Linked DNA regions of Homo sapiens: regions 1 and 3 are each linked to region 2. A link is a loop called in an ENCODE intact Hi-C map of the cell type or tissue named here. Cell type or tissue: dorsolateral prefrontal cortex. All regions are shown on one strand. Links, peaks and the distances in the headings refer to the core of each region. The heading gives the core; the rest is flanking DNA.

What was found. Peaks named below come from ENCODE experiments on the same cell type or tissue, not always from the same donor. Only the 100,000 strongest peaks of a DNase experiment are listed, where the experiment ranks them.
Region 1: a loop joins it to region 2, with 6 times the contacts of the local background. A loop is called at or near these places in 15 of 110 quality-filtered maps.
Region 3: a loop joins it to region 2, with 10 times the contacts of the local background. A loop is called at or near these places in 33 of 110 quality-filtered maps.

The regions. Positions count from the first base shown.
Region 1 is chr13:35,838,705-35,844,992 of GRCh38, forward strand. It overlaps DCLK1 (doublecortin like kinase 1), which reads right to left. Exons shown (of 17, transcript NM_001330071.2): 7 at 388-472. Among named protein-coding and RNA genes, the nearest start is that of LINC00445, 140 kb to the left of the region's middle. In dorsolateral prefrontal cortex, for the core only: a CTCF peak has its summit at 2,665; DNase peaks (open chromatin) are centred at 1,377, 2,437 and 2,743; H3K4me3 peaks cover 1,111 bases; H3K27ac peaks cover 2,500 bases.
Region 2 is chr13:35,950,988-35,957,275 of GRCh38, forward strand. All of the region lies in intron 3 of DCLK1 (doublecortin like kinase 1), which reads right to left. Among named protein-coding and RNA genes, the nearest start is that of DCLK1, 180 kb to the right of the region's middle. RefSeq lists enhancers at 2,660-2,789, 2,820-2,929. In dorsolateral prefrontal cortex, for the core only: a CTCF peak has its summit at 2,858; a DNase peak (open chromatin) is centred at 2,794; H3K4me3 peaks cover 1,096 bases; H3K27ac peaks cover 2,420 bases.
Region 3 is chr13:35,718,437-35,724,724 of GRCh38, forward strand. No RefSeq gene overlaps it. Among named protein-coding and RNA genes, the nearest start is that of LINC00445, 24 kb to the left of the region's middle. RefSeq lists an enhancer at 1,981-2,481. In dorsolateral prefrontal cortex, for the core only: CTCF peaks have their summits at 2,709 (motif pointing left) and 2,911; a DNase peak (open chromatin) is centred at 2,685; H3K4me3 peaks cover 841 bases.

The sequences.
Region 1 (6,288 bases), core at 1,371-3,870, 110 kb before region 2:
AGTCAAAAGAATAAATTGTCTTTAAATTTGGCCTTTGTTCACTTAAAGTAACACTAAAAGTGAACAGAGTTTGGGAAAACAAAAGCAGCCACGATCCCAGCGATCCCCTCTTATTTCCAAAGCAGGCAATAGCTGGCCTTCTTAGGATACATATGCCCTCAGAGGATGGGAAATGTCTCCGAAATGGGCCAACTTCCCCTTCCCATTCTCACAGAGCAGATACCAATCCCTGGTGGGCACCATATTCAACCCTATCCCCTTGTGATTGACCCTCAGGAGCTGCTCAGCCTTGTCCATGTCATTCCGCTTGAGAAGCCACAGTTTCTTGGAGTAAATTTAGCCAACCCATCCTCTGCCTCCTCAGATACCAAGTCCCAAGCTCATCACCTTCTCCAGGGCCATCGTTCTCATCCATCGAGCTGCAGACTTTGGTGGACGCAAGTGACGTAGAGGAGCCGCCATGCTGAGAGCTCTGTAGGGGAACAGAAACCGGTAATTCAAAAACTGGGTCAGAATGCCTGAGTTTCCAGGGACCATGCCCAGCCCGGAATCTCAGGAGAAAACTTTGCCCATGCTAGGGAGGATTTGATCTTAACACTTGGAAAAAGACGCCTTCAGCATATTCAACTGGGGCCACATCTCCCTCTCTCCCTATTAACCAAGAATAGACTGTGATAACAGGATCAAGCTGGTTATTGTGAACTTGAATGTTCCGTGACTTCTTATTCCTTTTGCTCAAAATCGGGGTCCTTTAGCTCGCTGTTTGGGTTTGGCAGAGTTCAGGCATCTCACCTCACTCTTCCACAGACTATCGGCAAATGGCCCTCAAATGTGGCACTATACTGATCCCATCCACTATTTTTTCTATTTTTCTGACAGAAAACATTTCTCTTCAGTTTGTTTTTATAAAATATCCTTAAAAAAATTAAATGCTCCACCTTACCACAACTTTAGGAGAAAGGTTAAAGAGTGGGGTTGTCATTTCCATCTTGAGATCAAAACATAAGCACTGAGTAGGTTATTGGTTTGTTAAACGTTACATAATAAGTCTGAAGTAAAGACAACAATAAAAGCCTAGGCCTTGTAATTTTGTTTGATTTTTGACCCAAGATCCATGAAAGCAAACAGGGTAACAACTGTATGAGAGAGCTCAGAGGAAAAAACAGTACCAAATATTTAATATTATGATTGGCTATGGGGCAGTACTTTAACAATGAATGTTTCCATCTCTGCATCTATTTCCTGAGAAAACAATTTGCACATTTCAATGCTATTTCTAAATAGTGAACACAGCTTGTCCTAAAAGATCTTCCTTCTGTTTCCCTGGGTTTATCCACTTGGTTGGCCTGATGGGAGCAGGAGGCGGTGAGGGGGCGGGCGGCATTGGCTCATGGTGCCGGCTGTCTGTGGAGCAGAGAGAAGGGAAAGAGCATCTGTAGTTGAATTAATAATGAAGAGGTGGCGAGAAGCAAAGCTGACCTATTTTTCCTCTGCTTACCTGTTTCCCTTCAACCTCCTCCCCAACCCATTCAGCCTTAAAGTATGTACAAAGTAGGAGGAAAGAGGTTTGATGTAATTTCATTATGGTCTACAGTATCCTGCATAGGAGATTCAAAGATTTTAGTTTTCATTAAAAAGATTAATAGAGTTGGGGAAATGCTGCCTAAGTCACTGCAGAGCCATCTAAGTCAAACATCACAGAACGTTTTCCTGGGTGTGACTAAGATGAGCATGTCCCATTGGTCAGGTTCATCAAAGCTCACAGTTGACACCATTGGGATGAAAGTTAAAGTAATAGCAATAGTACACCTGCTTTTCTACAGAACAGGCTAAAAGTTGAGAGATGACCCTTGTATACCCCTGAATACTACACAGTTTGTGTAATGTGCCCATTATTTTCCAATACTATAAAAATCCCCCCTCAGTAAGCCTGGTGACTTGAGCTGTTTTTCTATCTTTTGTAACCAGCAGCACACATTTGTCATATGTCAGGCTACAAAAACGGATTGAGATTGTCACCTTGACACAGAGTTTTTCTTAGTGTGACACTATGTACCCATAACCCACACTGTGGAAGGGACTATAAATGTAGGAGCTTCTAAGCCACCCTCTGCTGACTTTTATGGATGGACATCTTTTTGTGAAAACCTTGTGTTTATAATATTGCAGTATGAGGCTGACACAAGGCAGATTTATTATGTCAATAACCGAAGAAAATAAACATAACCACATTTGAGGGGAAGGTGTGTGTTTTCCAGAACAGTGAGATCCTTCATCCTCTGGGTCATTGTTTTTGCTGCAGACATAATGGTGTTCCAAACAGAAAAGCACTAAGTAAATGTCTACAATGTAGACCTTCTCTTCTGGGCTTTCTGGACCTTGAATTTCTTCCAGCAGCAGCACAAATGGTATTTCATAATGGAGACACATGGTGTGGTTTAGGCTAGCAGGTGCTGCCTTGTCACGTGGCGTTTTAAATTTAGAATACAAAGACACATTCTTTCACCAAATTAATAGAGCAGTAGCATGTTTCCTAGCAAAGATGTTCACAATTTAGACACTCAGTCCCAAAAGCTTGTTCTTTTAGTAAGAACATCAGGTACTCGATACAGAGCTCTGACCCATAGTACATGAAAACATCTTTTAAACTGTAACATTCTATAAACTTGTGGGCTTTCACTCAACCGCCTTATCAACTAATGAATTGGATTTAACAGTGCCACCAAATGGCTGATCCCTGAATGCTTGTCACAATGCCAGCTGGGTTTTCTCTGCTTTCTGAACAAAAATCTCTCAAGGATTTTAGGCTCTGGTGGAAAAAAAAAAAGGAAAAAAAAGTAGGGTTAAGACAAGTTTGCTTATGTTTATAACTGCTTATTTTCAATGTTACAACTGTATTTTTGTGTTTCTGAAAATGTATCCCAAGTCATTTCAAATTTTCTGCTGCTTGAGAGTAACAGATGATGGGCAGTCAAGAGAAAAACGTACTTACGGTCATACAGAGTTCTCTGAAAATGGAAAGCTTTCATTTTATTTATTATGCTCAAAGACAGTAAAATAAATGTATTAAACTTCTAATAGTATTATCTCTTTTTTCCCAAAGAAGTAAGATAGTTAATACTAAATACTTTTCCAAGATGGTGACCATCCGCTGATTCAAAGAGTTTGGGGGACTGGGATGGACCTTAAATATTACCTATTCTGCCCCACTTCCATTCAGAGACCAAATGCCCCCTACAGAAATCCCAGTGGGTGGTCAGATGGCCTCTGTCCAAATACTTCTAGTACTGAACATACTACTTCCTGAGGCAGCCCTTCATCATTAATGGGAGGCAAAATAAAGGAAGTTCTCCTGCTAAAAATACAAAAAAAAAATTAGCCAGGCATGGTGGCGGGTGTCTGTAGTCCCAGCTAATCGGGAGGCTGAGGCAGGAGAATGGCGTGAATCCAGGAGGCGGAGCTTGCAGTGAGCCGAGATCGCGCCACTGCACTCCAGCCTGGGCGACTGAGTGAGACTCCATCTCAAAAAAAAAAAAAAAAAAAAAAAAAAAGAAGTTCTTCTGTAAGTTATGTTGAAATTATGTCCCTCCATGTTTGCCATTTATTGGTCCTATCTCTGATTTCTAGAGTTGCCCAGTACAGGTCTAATCCACTTTTCACATGACAGTGCTTTTAGGTGTTTGAAAATAGCTACTGGTCTCCGTCTGTGTCTTCCAAGCACTTTGGGAGGCTGAGGCAGGAGGCTTGCTTGAGCCCACAAATTCAAGACCACCCTGGGCAACATAGTGAAACCCTGTCTCTCCAAAAACAAAAAAAAAACCTGGTGCTTGAAAGTGAATGCAATATTCTGGGTGTGCTCTGACTAGCACAAAGCAGAGAAGGATAGGGTTTTCTTTCTCATGAATAGAATATTAATTCACTTCAAGATCTTACTGGCTTATGTGGATGAGGCCATAGCATTTCACCTTTACAATGAGCCCACAGCTATGTCATGTCTCCCTGGTGTGTGTTTGAAAGGTTGTCCTGGGCCAAGTCCAGGACTTCACACTTCCTCACGTTAAATGTCATCTTTATTACATTAATATCCTTCCAGTCTGTTATCTTTTAGATTCTGATCTGGTCTCCTAATGTTTTTGCTCTGTCTACCAGTTGAAGCCATTTCAGTAATCAGGATGGCTCTTTGGGTAATCCACCAATTCTTCACTAAACCACCTAAATAGACTAACTTAGACCCTGCTGGAACATTTCTATTATTATCCTTAAGTCCAACGAAAGGATTTCGAACATAGTAAAGGCAAAATGTGTAAGTGCTTGCTCTTTAGAATTAACTTAATGAGATTAACCAGCCTTTGTTTACAACCAACGGATGCTGAAAAGCCCACCTATATTTTTTCATTGCTTGTAAATGGAATCAATTTACCTTTTTGGTTTTTCTGAGCAGATAAACCATTTTATAGTCCACATGCCAACAAGATTTTATGTTTGCTTCAATTCGCTAATTCCAAGGCATCTGGGTGTACAGTACAAAACGTACAGTTATTTTAGAATTTAGGGCAATTAGCTGCTCTGAGAGATATTGTGACATTTGAAATGTTATCACCCCCAAGCAGATTTAATGGGAACCATTTGGGCAGGTTGCTGGCACCTGGATGCTTTTATGGCACACCTTCATAAAAGCACTGCCCTAAGTAAGAACACATCCTAAGTGTAGCTATTGAGCTTGGGATCATATAACAGATGGAGAACATATCACACTTTTTGAAGTAAGTGAGAAAGCTGACATAACAACCCTAACCACATTTTATCAAGATGTATCTGATGACTGTGTAGTGGAAAAGAGTTCACTTTAAATGGTGTGAGTTACTCTTGCCATTTGTATTAATGTTGTCACTCAGCTGGGGTCCATGCTGCATAAAGGTTTTGAAAATATCCAATTAAGAGAATTGATCTAATCAAGGTAGAAAAATCTCACCACACAACTTTAGCTTTGGCTGGATAATTGCACCATTTCCACTTCACATTTTATCTTGGCATACAATTATTACCTTACTGAGTTGATATTGATTTGAAAAATGGTTAAAAATAATTTAGAAATCAAGTTATCACTGTCATATGATTTCTGAATCAATCTTATAAAGGAAACACAAGCAATACATTTTTAACAAACTCAAACAGTTGTCTTGGTGATCTTGACTTTAGATCCACAGAAGCTCTAAAGATAATCTCTAACAAAATTAAATAATAATCTTGGTGTAGAGAGCTTGAAACCCACAGAATTCTATATGATACAGAAAAGCCAGACATTTATTTATTTCCCAACTGGGTATAGAACAATAAGTTGAAGGCATCACTCTGCAATTACTAATAAGGCTCCACTATTTGAAACAAGGCACAAAGGAACTGCTTTTTCCAAATTCCTTTGTCTGCAATCTTCATAGTAGTACATTCAGCCTAAATAAAGTTTATGGCACAGATAAGCATGAGCATAAGTAAGAATGAATACTGAAAAATGTAAAATGTTATCATAAAGATTTGGATAATTTTTTCAAAAGACTAGAAAACTGTTACTCATGAAGTTGGTTTACTGAAAGGAGGAGAAAACGCGAATGGAAACAGTGGTGTTATGGCTATGTTAGTGAAACCACGAGAGCCAAGATTTCAAAGACAAATGCACTTAGTTACAACTAGATCTGTACTGTTTGTTGTATTGGGTAGTTTTTCTGGCCTCAATTGTCCAATCACTATACTCATGCAAGCCAAGATCTATAAATTGATAATCTGAACCATTTGTCCCAAGGAGACTTGTGTCATTGGGTAGTCACAAGCCTCCTCTCATGAGTTACACCCTTCATGAAATCGTAGTTTGGAAGCAGCCCAGGAAGTCATCCACTGTATTTCCTCTGGATAGAATAATTCCCTCCATGATTTACTCCTCAAATGGGATTCCCAACCTGTAATGAAGGGAGCTCACTAGTCTTCTAGGCACCTGCTACATTTTATGTTAAACTCTGGTTATATTAAGAAACTGCAACTACAATTTGAAATTTTTATAAATTTGGAAACATTCCTTCCAATGATTATTGCTATGGACTTGGATTATATTTTGCTGTGATCATTGCTGTGGACATTTATCATGGAAATAATAAAGAGAACCAATTAAAGTTAATGTAATTCGAAGATTAAAGTAAAACTAGTAAAAATGTTAGATTTAAAACCAGAATTTGGAACTTAAATGGTAATTGCAATATAAAATATTTTTTCGTCTGGGTACAGTGGCTCACACCTATA
Region 2 (6,288 bases), core at 1,678-4,177:
CTCAGCCCTACCGCCTTTCTGTTTAATCCATCCTGTTTAATTCTGTCAGTCTACTCTTCCTTCACAAATTTTCAATATCTCTCTCCATGGCTCAGAAAGCCATCCATGGCTTACTATCCTCAAGTTAAAGTTCATCTTTCTGAGCTTGGCATTCCAGATGCCTCAAAATCTGACCCCAACCTACCTTTCAAGCTTCCGGTTTTTTTAGTTGGGACATGGTGCCTGATACTTAAATAAGCATTTGTTGGATGGATGGACGATGGATGGATTAATGGATGGATGCATGGATGGATGGATGGATGGATGGATGGATGGATGGATGGATGGATGATATGGATAGATGGACGGATGGAAGAACTATGTCCTAACCTGAAAAATGTTTCAATTTATCTGCTTTACCTGTTTTTCTTGAAAAAGGGCTTGTTCTTTCCTATGTGTTTGTTTTTTCTATCTAGTATCCTTTCTTACTCTTTGCCTGTTCGAATCCCTCCTATAGCCTATTGCTCAGTTGCAGATTCAAGCCCTACCTTCTCTATCCACTCTAATCCAAAGTGACTCATCCCTGCTCTGAACCTCTACCCATTGATCAATACGTGTTTACTGAGTGCCCATTATTTGCCAGTCACTGGGCTAGGTCTTGAGAATATGGCTGCCCTTATCCATCACCTCTTCTTTTCTAGTATATGTTTACAGACTTATGATCCAAATAATTCCTGTTGCAAATCAGTAATTCAGCCGAGAGTGACTTACATTACCTTCTAGTGGTTTTGTCAAAAGCTGGAGACAGGTGATATCACTCCAGCTCTTGCTCTGCCACCATCACTGACTTGCGCAAATCAGGAAACCTCCATCAGCTATCTTGAAATGAGTCCTGTTTCTGTAGATCCTAGCTTCAGTCAGAGCAAAGGCAGTGTCTCGCGTTAGGTGCCATTTCTTTTGGCACCATGGAGATGTCTGCTTAAGCTGTTCCCTAAGAGCACAGCACTATCAACAGAGCCCAGCTTCTGAGTTAACCCAGCACTTCCACTTGGATGTTAATCTCTTTGTGTCTCGGTTTATCATATCAGTTGTTTCAAGATGAGTTAAGACGATGAATCCAAAGAGAATAAGTCCTCAATAAAGTTTAGCTTTTTTTATTAGCCCAAATGTATTTTTACTTCTAAATAAGTATAAATCGAGTGCATACGTAATATAAATGGAAAAAATGTTTAAAAAAGCAAACACACAGTATGTACCTCCTAAGTTTTATACCAACATGCTTCTTTTCTAAGTTGATTTGAAGAAAATGTAGCAAACGCGTGCCTATTCTTGCTTTGGGAATAAGGATTCTATCAGTATCATTACTTTGATGAAAGAAAGACACACTTTGAATTAGCATCAGAGAATGGGTGGAAAGCTGGTAGAAGCTGCTAACACAAAGGTGGGACACGGTTTATACCACTGACTTCCATTAGGCTTCCACAGAATGATGCTGCGAAAAGTCATTTGTAAGCATATTCACCTGATATAACAAATGTGCTAAGGACCACTGTCTTAACTCAGGGCCTCTTGAGATCTGTCACCAACTTCTAGTTTCGTGACAACCAGAGATTTTTATTCCTCTGAGAAAACTGCTCTCTGTTGAAATATCTCCACTGCAAAAGATACTGTATGTGTAATATATGCAATTCATAAGCCAGGTAATCTGTTTATAGTACATGACACTTAATATTCTGTTGACTAATTTTCAGTTTTTACTTAGTGCTTTGGTTATTATACGGAAATCTAACTCCAATGTTGAATTTTTTTTAACTCCAATGAAAAACAGTCCATTTATTGCATGAGACTCTATGTGATGGTGCTTAGCATTATGCCATACCCACAATACCTCAAAAAACATGGGTGATTATAATTGCCAGATGTGCTGGGAAAAGTCCTTGAACGAGGGTCAGGATACCTGGGTTCTGAGCCCATATTGGCCTATAACTGTTGCATGAACTTGGATGAGTGACTTAAATTCTCTTGCTTATCAGTTACTGCATTGGTTCTAATATGCTTTATCACAGTAATTATATGATAAAGATAAAATAAATATGAAAATACTCTTTTTGGTGTGATGTACCAACAGGAATAGTTCTGTATACATTACTACATTTCATCTTCAATATACATGATAACACTGAATCCTTTCAACTCTGAAAGAGACAAACTCTATTTGACAATAATTTATTGGTATTAGTATCCCCATTTTACAGATGAAAAATCCAGCCAGGTTAAACAGAAAATCAGTAGGAATTTGAACGGAGGTCACTTAGAACCCAAATGCAGGCTGTTAACTACCAAGCTGTAGGAAAATGAGTCTATCATGCACCCTCACATTTGCATATTATAAATTTCAGCTGATAAAATCATTATGATCAATAGTTACCACATATATTGTATATTAATAGTATATAATAAAAACGGTGTCTAATAAACCCCCCTTTTTAAAAGAAGGAAGTTCGAATTATTCCTTTGGCTCAAGGAAGACATATTCCTTTTTCTGACTCTCTTTATGTGAAATCTGAATTCATATCTTTTCCATTAACTTGTCATTACGCACAGTCGTCCCAAGAGACTAAGCTGCTTACGAGGAAACAAAACGCTACAGACAAATATGGACTTCCTCTCCTCTGAGCTTCCGGCCTGTGTTGCTCTGCAAGGGCAGAGATTCAAACAAAGGCAATAAAAGCATCTGCTGTTTACACATTTCCAAAGCAGGACCGTGGAATCCATTCCCCCTCACTGGAATAAGATCTCCATGGTGACGCTGACTTCAGGGAGCTGGGCCAGTTTCTCAGCAGGGCCTAGGCAAGGATATTTTCTTTACAAGAGCGCCCTCTTCAAACGAAACAGGGGATATCTCTGCAGCCCTGGATGCATTTGAAGCCACAGAAGTCATTGTGTCTTTATCAGGTGTTTTCCATTGTATCAGAGACACCAAAATATTTTGCTGTCATCCATTTAAATAATATATTTTAAGCAAGAGAATAAACCATCACAGAAGTAAAAACGAATAAATTCATTCCATCTATTGCAATTATCGAGTATGGCACATTATTTCTGTTTTAACTTTCTTTTTCTTTAAAATACTTCATTTGTAATTTCTTAAACTTCTTAATACCAGTTAAAGATGGCAGGCTTAAACGTTCTGTAGCTAACAGTTTAATGAGATGCTCTTTACCAAAAAGGAATGCTTACACTGCTTTTTTTTTAAAAAAAAATCTAGTTACCTATGTATCTAAGGTGCCAAGTCAACAACCTTCCTCTTTCTGCACAATTCGTAATGTGACCATTATAATTAGCTTTCAGTTAAAACTTGGCACATATGGGGCTCCTCGTCCTGCCAAAACTAAATTGAGAGGAGGTTCCTCTTCCAATTTCATTCCATACTTGGCTTCTTCTCTCCATTCTTAGCAATGAACATTTTTATGCCACATGATATTATAAGTCAACCACTGTGAATTTTTCTGTCCTATAATCATGTAATTCCATATGTTTCTGGTTCTAAAATATGTTTACAATCAGTTTTATAGCCAAATATTAGAAGCGTGTTACGTTATTGTCATAAAACACATTCTCCATCCCTTCTTTACATTTTTGTTTTCATTCTTTGATGATAAATTTATGAAAGTGATAATTTATTTTACTCTAGTTCTTATGGCTAGAAGCTTCTAATAAAAAATTCTTTAAAGAATCTCTGGATCTTGGCCAGAGGAAAATATGTGAATAAAAAATAAATTAGTTAAATAATAATAATTAACAGAAAGAAGAAAATAAAGATCCTCAAAGTACTCTTTACAAGTTTAAAACATGAAGCTCTAAGACTTTTTTTTAAAAAAAATGGATAATACTGTTGAAATTCAGAATAGGCTAGGAGATAACACTCAAACTAACAGGCTGATGCTTAAAGAAATAGAAAAAGGAAAAGTTCTCCTTTGAAATGGTAGCAATTTGATTCGCTGGGTCAATCAGAAAAAGTCAATTATGGAATTGAAAGTGTATTCCTTCCTTGGATGTGTTCTCAGCTGCTGTAGTTGACATGGACATCAGCTATTGCAGCCTTCTGTTGAACATACCCTCTGACCCAGGAATGCACCCTTTATGCATGGATCACCATCTTTCATGGACTCAGACACACCTAAGCAGACTGCAACCTATTCTAAATGATTCATCCTTTATTATCTATCCTGTTTTTTTTTTAATGCTAACATTTCATTCTCTTTTTAAAAATGTGTCTCTTAGTCCATTCAGGCTGCTATAACAAAAATATCCTAGACTGGGTGGCTTGTAAACAGCAGGCATTTGTGTCTCACAGCCCGGAGGCTGGAAGTTCAAGATCGAGGCACCAGATGATCTGGTGTCTGGTGAGGGCCTGCTTTCTCACTTTAGCCTCACGAGGTAGAAGGGACAAGGGACCTCTCTGGGGCCTCTAATAATAGCCCTGATTCTATTCATGAGGATGATGCCCTTGTAACCTAATGGCCTAATCACCTCCCAAAGGCCCGCCTCCTAATACTATCGCCTTGGAGGTTAGGATGTCAACATAGGAATTTGGGGGGATACAAACGTTCAGACTAGAGCAAAGTGTAAAATGACACCCTAGTAACAAATATTGACCAGGTGCCTTGGCTTGGCCACCTAATAGATGTGTGACTTTGGACAACTATTTAACATCTTCAAGCCTCAGTTTCCTCATATGTAAAATGGACCTACCAATGCTTACCCTGTAGGGTTTCATGCAGGTTCGATGAGATAATGTATGTAGAGTAATCAGTTCCATGCCTGGCTTACAGAGAACACCAGGGATGAGCAGCTACTGCTGTCAGTGCTGATACTAGTAAGGCATAGTAGGTAGGTCTCTGAGTGACCATCTGTCTGAGTGATTTGGGGCTATTATTTAAGAATAGAATACTAAACTTAAATATCTGGGAAAGAGAGGTATGAAGAATAGAGTTTACTTAGAAGGTTTCCAATCCTGGTCTTTTGCCAAGTTAATACCACATCAGTCCTATTCCTCTGGTTTCTCTCATTAAGACATCCTTTACTGTTGTCTACCTCCTTTTTAGAATAGCTCACCTACTTGCCCCTCTTTCACTTAAGGAATTAAAGGATAGTCCAAGAAAATAAAAACTGTGACACAGTAGTTTCTCTGGAGAGGATACAAATAAACTCTGGTCTGAACCCAGAAGCTAACCTAAATCAATTACCTTAAGATGAGTGTTCAAGATTAAGGGTGACCAAGCCCAGGAAATTGGCTTATCTGAGCCATCTGATTGAACTCATTATTTTCAGGGATAGGAAAAGATCAAACTTATATTCTATTGCTGAGAGGCAAACTTATATTCTATTGCACAAAAGATTCATGCAAGTAGGTAGTTAACATTGTGGCATGGTTTCTAATTAGGCAGAAACATCTTACTGTGATAATTGGAAAAAGAAGAAATAAAACTATGAAGAGAAACATGAAGCCACATAATACAGAATATTTTGGAGATCCTTAAGGGGTAAAATGTGGCACTGAACATATGGCTGGTTCTCTGCTTAATGCCTGGGGAGTGATATTGGACATAACGCTATCTTCAAGTCATTCTGAGAAACACTTCAAGTTCTCATCACCAATGCCAAGAGGTGTTCATAGCAGGAGTCATAAACACAGGACCAACCAGGGATAGGTAGGGAATATGGATGAGCGAAGGCTGGGGAAAAACAAAACAAAACAAAAAAAACATCATCAGTGGCAAACTGGATCATAAATGCCCTGTCCAAAGCAAGCAGCATCAGGCACTCTGCTCCCACATTACTTTCTCTAAAAAATTTTAATAGGAAGAATTGTTGTAAATTTAACATTTCCAATTAAAAAATAAAATCTGTGGTACTACGTAAACCCATACAAAATGCTCCTCTGGCCTGGATTCAGTCCATTCAAAAGCATTCATATAAAACTTTGCAAATAACTATACCTTCAAAAAAGATTTTCAAATGTTTATTCTTGTATCAGTTTATTGTATGTTCTTTGTTAGGGTGGTCACTATTTTGAAAAGTCAAGATGAAGAACAAAGAAATGATGCTCTGAGATTCTCCTACTAAGTGTTTATAAGCCTACAAAACACCATTAATAGAATAGGTTTGGGGCAAAATAAACTTGGAGCAAAGGGAAAGAGTCACTAATCAGCTAGTGTAAGGTGCTTTACAGGAATCTTGGCATGCAGATAAAGTTACAAAAGTCAGGCTTCAAACCCAGAGAACCAAACCCAACCCATAAAATCT
Region 3 (6,288 bases), core at 1,587-4,086, 230 kb before region 2:
AAAAAGAGGATGGATGTGAAGATATTAGGACACCACATGGGACACAGGGAATATTCAAGATGTTCGTTCACTATTTTCAGTAGTATAATCTTGTCCTGTATCCGTGTTGAATTATCACCTACATCTTAATGGCTATATTTCCAGAAATTTCTGCAATCAGCTAATATAGTGTGTGTTCAAAATCGAACTCCTTTTCTTATATTGAAACACATAAGGTGTGTCCTTTTCGCCCATGCTGTAAGCTGTTTGAGGACTGAGGCTTTGCCTCTTGTTTTTGTTCTCTCAGAGCCTAGTAAATTCCATTTATGGGGGCAGGTGTGACACAGATACACCGTGAGGCTCCCAAGGGACTGTAGCCTGAAGGATGTTACGTGGTGGATTTAACCACAGAAGTGAAGTGGTGTTTGGGCTTGTGGCTGATGGGTTTAGCTCAAAATTCTATGGATAGAGGCTTTCCCACCAAGCTATAGCATATCTACCCCTTTGCTGCCTCAGGGACTTGCCGTAAAGAGAGACAGGCGCAGGCTGGGGCAGCGGATGTAAATCTGGAAGCATACTTTCTGCAGCACCTATTGGAGCCACACACAAACTGTTCTATGAGCAAACTTGGAACTTCTGCAGAAATAAAAACTATGGACATCTTGATATGGTAGAATAACATTTTTGAGATTTTATTGGAAATAGTATTAACCGGTTTTGAAAATCTCTCCTGGTAAATCTTCCTTCTTTTCTCTCACCTGCTCTGCTTTGCCTCAGGGTGAGACAGCGCAGTTGTGAAAATCTAGAAGGCAGAGGGGAGCTGCCTCTACCTTGGCTTCCCGAAGCCTCGACCCACTAAGCTATCGTCAGGTGCCTCCAAGGCAAACCAGAAAGTACAGGAAGTTTCTCTCAGGGAAAAACCTCAAGAATGGAAAAGAACTTCCTCCACTGGTGTCTAGAAAAAACATGCTCCTCAAGACTGGGAATTAAATCCCAGGGAAGCTGGCTGAGGGGGATCCTGAACATTTTCCTGGACAGAGTCCTGAGAAGTCAAGACCCCAGAGAGGGTTTGCAGGTGGTGCTGAGCCTCATGGGAGCAGCAGAAAGAACGTCACCTCTGCATCTCAGCGCAGGGCAAAGAGAGCCTCATGCCTGTGGACAGGCTCAGCAGATGCCCCGGGGGGGGCCTCCATGGACACAGGACTCAGGGACCACATTTCCTCCAACCTCCTTGCCACAACACTAGTCAAGTTCCTGCAGTTACAACATCACCCTGGGAAAAATGGGGATTGGAATCCCTGGTTAAATGGAAAATGTGTGTCTTTCACTCAGGTAGAGTAGCACCTTGAAACAGAAATTAACTTACAGAAAAAAATGGGAAAAGTCCTATTTCTAACACTATGGAATTTGTGGTTGACACTCATTTTGGCCACAATAACGAAGACCCATGCCAAAGATGTGAGCCCCAGCAGAGACAAGCCTTCCGGATGGCCAATGGCCTGGGACCGGAAGAGGACATAGTATCTCCACGGATGACAGAAGAGTCCTTTTGATCACACTGCCTGAGTCTCTTGTGAACAAGAATAAGAACTTGCAAAAACTCCTATAGTAAATGATAGAGATGTACTTCTCTTTCCAAAGTACCAATCATTTCAAACAAATTCTCTTGGCAGCTTGATAAAGATTTGAGTTAAAGAAGCCCTCCAAGATTGCTTTATCTATAACAGTCAGGACTGGGTGAACGCTACCTGGCTACTACAGTCAAGATTTTGGGGCCCAATGTAGGTACAACCAAATGAGCAGTCTCTCTATGTGATGAAGAATGCTGCACCAGTCTGGCTTATTTCTGATTCATTTTGTTGCTGGGCACATACCAGGTGCTGAGTAAATACCCACTGAATGAATGAATGAATGAAGCCTTCTTGATTGCCCTGGGCCAATGAAGTCTGAGCCTCTCTGGAGCCCTTTGTTGCTCTGGGGCAGTAGAACTGCTTCTCGATTGGCAGGGCCTCATGCAGCCAAGCTACTGTTGATGATTCTGGCCCAGGTATACTCAGACGTTACAGAGGACTGGCTGGATGACGTCCTTCTGGGCTGAGTCAGACAGTGCCTCATTTTATAAATGACTGGAGTACAGGTATATTCCCAGCACAATGCCTGGCTCATGTTAGGCGCTAAACAAATCTTTGATGAATTAAATGGTCATGTGCTAAAATCATGCCAGATGAACCTGATGGCTGAATGAATGAATGAATGAATGCAGAAAAAACTTCGCATCCGTCAAGGGGCAGTAGGTTGGCAATCTCTGATCTGGGCTACTTTTCACAAGGTGCTTACATTTTTAAAAACTCCCATTTCTGAAGTTTTTGAATTTCCAGTGGGAAACTCTATGTCAAGCAAGCCAGCGTGGCTAGGACTCCCAGGTGCTCAGGCCAGAGCACAGGCTGGTTCCCCGGCGCGGGGCAGTCCTCTGCTCCACAACGCACTAAGGTGCAAAAAGTGGGATGGTGAGGAGATGGGAGGAGTCTCTGATTATGCTCAAGAGATGCCTGAGGGTCGGAGAAGAATCCTGGAGCTCAGCAAACAAAATGCAGCCTAGCAGATAATGCAGGCTGAGTTGGCTGCTCCTTCAAGTTCGCTGGGGGGCTGGAAGAGGGATCCCGTTGGTCTTCCGGTCCAGTCCCTGGGGACTGGGATGATGCACGGGTGCCCTCTGGTGGTCTTCTCACCAAACTGCAGGCTCTGAATGCACGGGGGTCTCTGGCTGGGGAGTGGCCTGTCCACCCAGAGGACCAGCATCACCTGTTAGGGAAAGAAAAGAATCAATCAGGGGCAGAGGAGCCAGAGCGCCTTAATTAAGTGCCTGACATTGTGGAATGTCTTCTTAGTAAGCCTATGCCCGGTTAGTCTATGTGGATTGATTTTGTGATTACATCTTGAAGTCCGGCCGCCAGGAGCCTTGATAAAATCTTTACATCTACATTAATCAGGAAAACCAGGTAGACCCCTCGGAGTACTTTCCAGATGTGTCCGGCAGATGAAGGCCTCCACGAAGATCAGTGTTCTCGGGGTCGTCATGAATTGTCAGATCCAGTAGCCAAAAGGGGCTGAGCAGCAAGAGTGGGGGAAGGAGATCAGGGGTGGGGCTGGCATGGACATTTGGAGACCTTGCTGAGAACCCAGCAAAGCCAGGCTCTGTGGAGGGGCCACAGGCCTTCATCCCTGAGCTTTCAGCAGAGGGACACCCCCTCTCTCGAGAGTGGAGAGATGGGGTCCACACGCAGGCCACTGCCAGCTGACACTGAAGAATCTTCAGGATTCTCCCAGAGAACTGGGAATTATTTCACATATTAGAACTTATCCTTAGGGGGAAAACCAAGGCTCTTTTCATCCCCATATGCAGACAAATCATCCCATGAAGTAATACGTCTTTTAAACATGTATGTACCAGGTTATGTGTTAACATGATATATTTAACCAAAGGGATGTTAGAAAGCAGGGAATTGCATGGTTCACAGGTGGATAAGACATGTAGGTAGATGATGTCTCTCACCAAAAACCACTTGGATTCAGGATAATAATGATAACCAAGAGTGGTGGCCTATAGTCCCAGCTACTCGGGAGGCTGAGGTAGGAGGATCTCTTCAGCCCAGAAGTTCAAAACCAGCTGAGCAACATAGACAGACCATATCTTGGAAAGGAAAAAAAAATACACACAACAACAACAACAAAAAAAAAAAAACCCAAAAACGATTTCATATATTGGGTCCTCTTCAAGAATCTGGAGAAGGAAACACTTAATCCAGAGCCCAAACGATCATAGAGTTTGAACTGTTTCATCATAAAATTACAGCTTATGCCCCTATGGGTTCTTTTGTTTGTGCCTCTACAAGTGACTAAAACAGCCGTTTAAATATTGTGGATGCTTATTTTTGCAAAGGCAAAAAGCATGGGTTAAGCATGCTCCACTTACAATAATCACTCACCCATTCAACGGGTGACAAAGCTGAGGCTCTTAGGATGTGGCTGTGTGTTTCACGATAACTGCAATGAGGAAGGACAAAGCGAATCTAGCGTCCCTACATCCTTTCACAGGGAGAATGCTTCGCTGGTGCCCCCTGAATGCACAGCCACAGCAAGCACACTTTCTTCTGGCTTCTTGGAAAAGACAGGCCGCGAGAAGTGATTTCTGAGAAAAGCAATACCCCTCAATGAAAAACTGGTCATAAAACATAAAAGAGGAACTGCCCTCCTCTCACCAACAGTAATGTGCCTTCTACTGTATCCTGCCTTCTAAAGGCTTCAAATGGTAAAAGAGCCGAATTTGAAACATTTGCTGCATTGAGGCAAAATTGAGCTTAGCCAGGATCTTTATGGCTCTTATAAATATTTATACTTAATAACATCTGGGCCTGAGCTTTAGTTTCTAAGCTCACATTTGCTCAACAAGTCTGGTTGTGTGTGTGTGTGTGTGCCTGCGTGTGTGTGTGTGTAAATGAGAAATGAGTTTCAGGAGGATATCTTTAGTTTGGTATTTTTGTTTTTATATTCGTTTCTCTTAGCATATCTTATAAGAGCCAAGCTAGGGTTGGTTTGATTTATTCATTTTACTACTAATCAAAAGGCACGAAGTGAAGGAGGATGGGAAAAAAGGGCGAATGGAAGGTGGGAGCTCTCTTAGGACCAGCTCACACAGCTGAGAGTTGCGCAAGTATCTGCAAATGTCAGGCCCCCAAATCTACTTTTGCCTGAATTCTATGATTGGCTGTCCCAGAGGTCCTGAATTTCCTCTAAATAATTGCATAATGTTCTCACTTTGTTTTAGCTAAGATGACTTAGTCATGAGAATCAAACAAATGTTGTCGAGTTCTTCATGTTTTCCAAAAGCTTTTCAAGGACTTGATTTATTATTTTTGAGTAGGTCAAGATCAGCCACGTTTGCATAGCCAGAGAGCAATTATGTCTTTTGAACTTAAAGGACAAATATGAGTGAATGCAAATGAAGTCAGCCCTCAATTTTCTGCACTAGGAAAAGCAAGACGATTCAAAAAATCAGTGGTATTTGGTTTGGAAATGGGTTTGTGCTTTTAATCAAATCCAGTACTTTTTAATTTTGTGGAATTCACTTTCAGGAAGGAAAGGAACCTTGCTTTGAAGGACTGACTTGGAGCTTGGAAGCGCTTTTCTTCTCTCCTCTTCTCTTGTTTCTCAATGAACAAGAAGAAGGGGAGAAGAAGGCTTCCTTGCCAGCTTCAAAGGTTTTAGGGAAAGCTGTACTGCCCTTGTAAATACCTCTGCCGCAAAAACAGCAGTACAATTCATTTTGCAAGGGGCTCCCCAGCAAGGATGAACGTTGCAGAAAAAGCAAGTGAATACTAGAAGATCCATATGTCAGTAAAGCAAGGAATTAAAATGTTAGTGTTTCCTGCAGAAAGAGTGAGCTGTCAACTTGGAAAATAATTAAATGGTAAGTGCTGTCAAAGAATTTGAAAGATTTGCCTGAGGTAAACCAAAATGCAGACAACTGATGCATAGGATAACACAGCAGATACACACGGCTAGATGCCAGGGAGGATATTTTGACATAGACAAGGGAAGTGACTAGTTCAAGGTCACTTGGGAGTTAAATTCCGCAGCTTATCTCCCTGTGACTGTAGTCCCCTGGCCGCCAGTACTTACGTTCCGTTGCCTTGTATTGTTGCATAAGCACTTAGCTTTGTTTTCTGTTCATCAGTGCAAGTGTGATGCTACCAATTCCATTCTTAGCACCAGACTTTTCTGACTCTAAGCTCCCTCTGGGTGTCAACATCGTCTCCCTTGAAAGCAGAGATAAGCCTACACTGTGTTATTAGAAGCAAAGGGTTTGAGAAAATGTTTTTTCCCCACCCTCAGCTCATCCTCCAACATGTGATTGAAAGTGAGAGTGAAACAGAAGATAAATGTCCTCCTCCTTGACTTGGAAGTTGGTTTTTGTCCAAAGGTAGAAGTCTTTGGAGTGAGATAGCAGGTAGAATTACACCTCATTTTCCTAACGATACAGGCACTATAATAACCTTGGAAAAGTAATCCTCAACACGATACCCATAGGAGTATTTCTAATAAGTAATTTGAAATCATATAACATTCCTGCTGTGGTGCAGTGCAAGGGAACCATGAGGAGATTAGATTTATTTTCTCATGTTTTTCCAAATGAGGCCGAGAGGCAGGAAGAGGGGCATCGCCTACTTAATACTAATACTCTGACATTGTGTGACTATGTTCTTAGGCCCAGATCCAAATGGTGCTCTGGCTGAGAGAAACCAAAGCTGA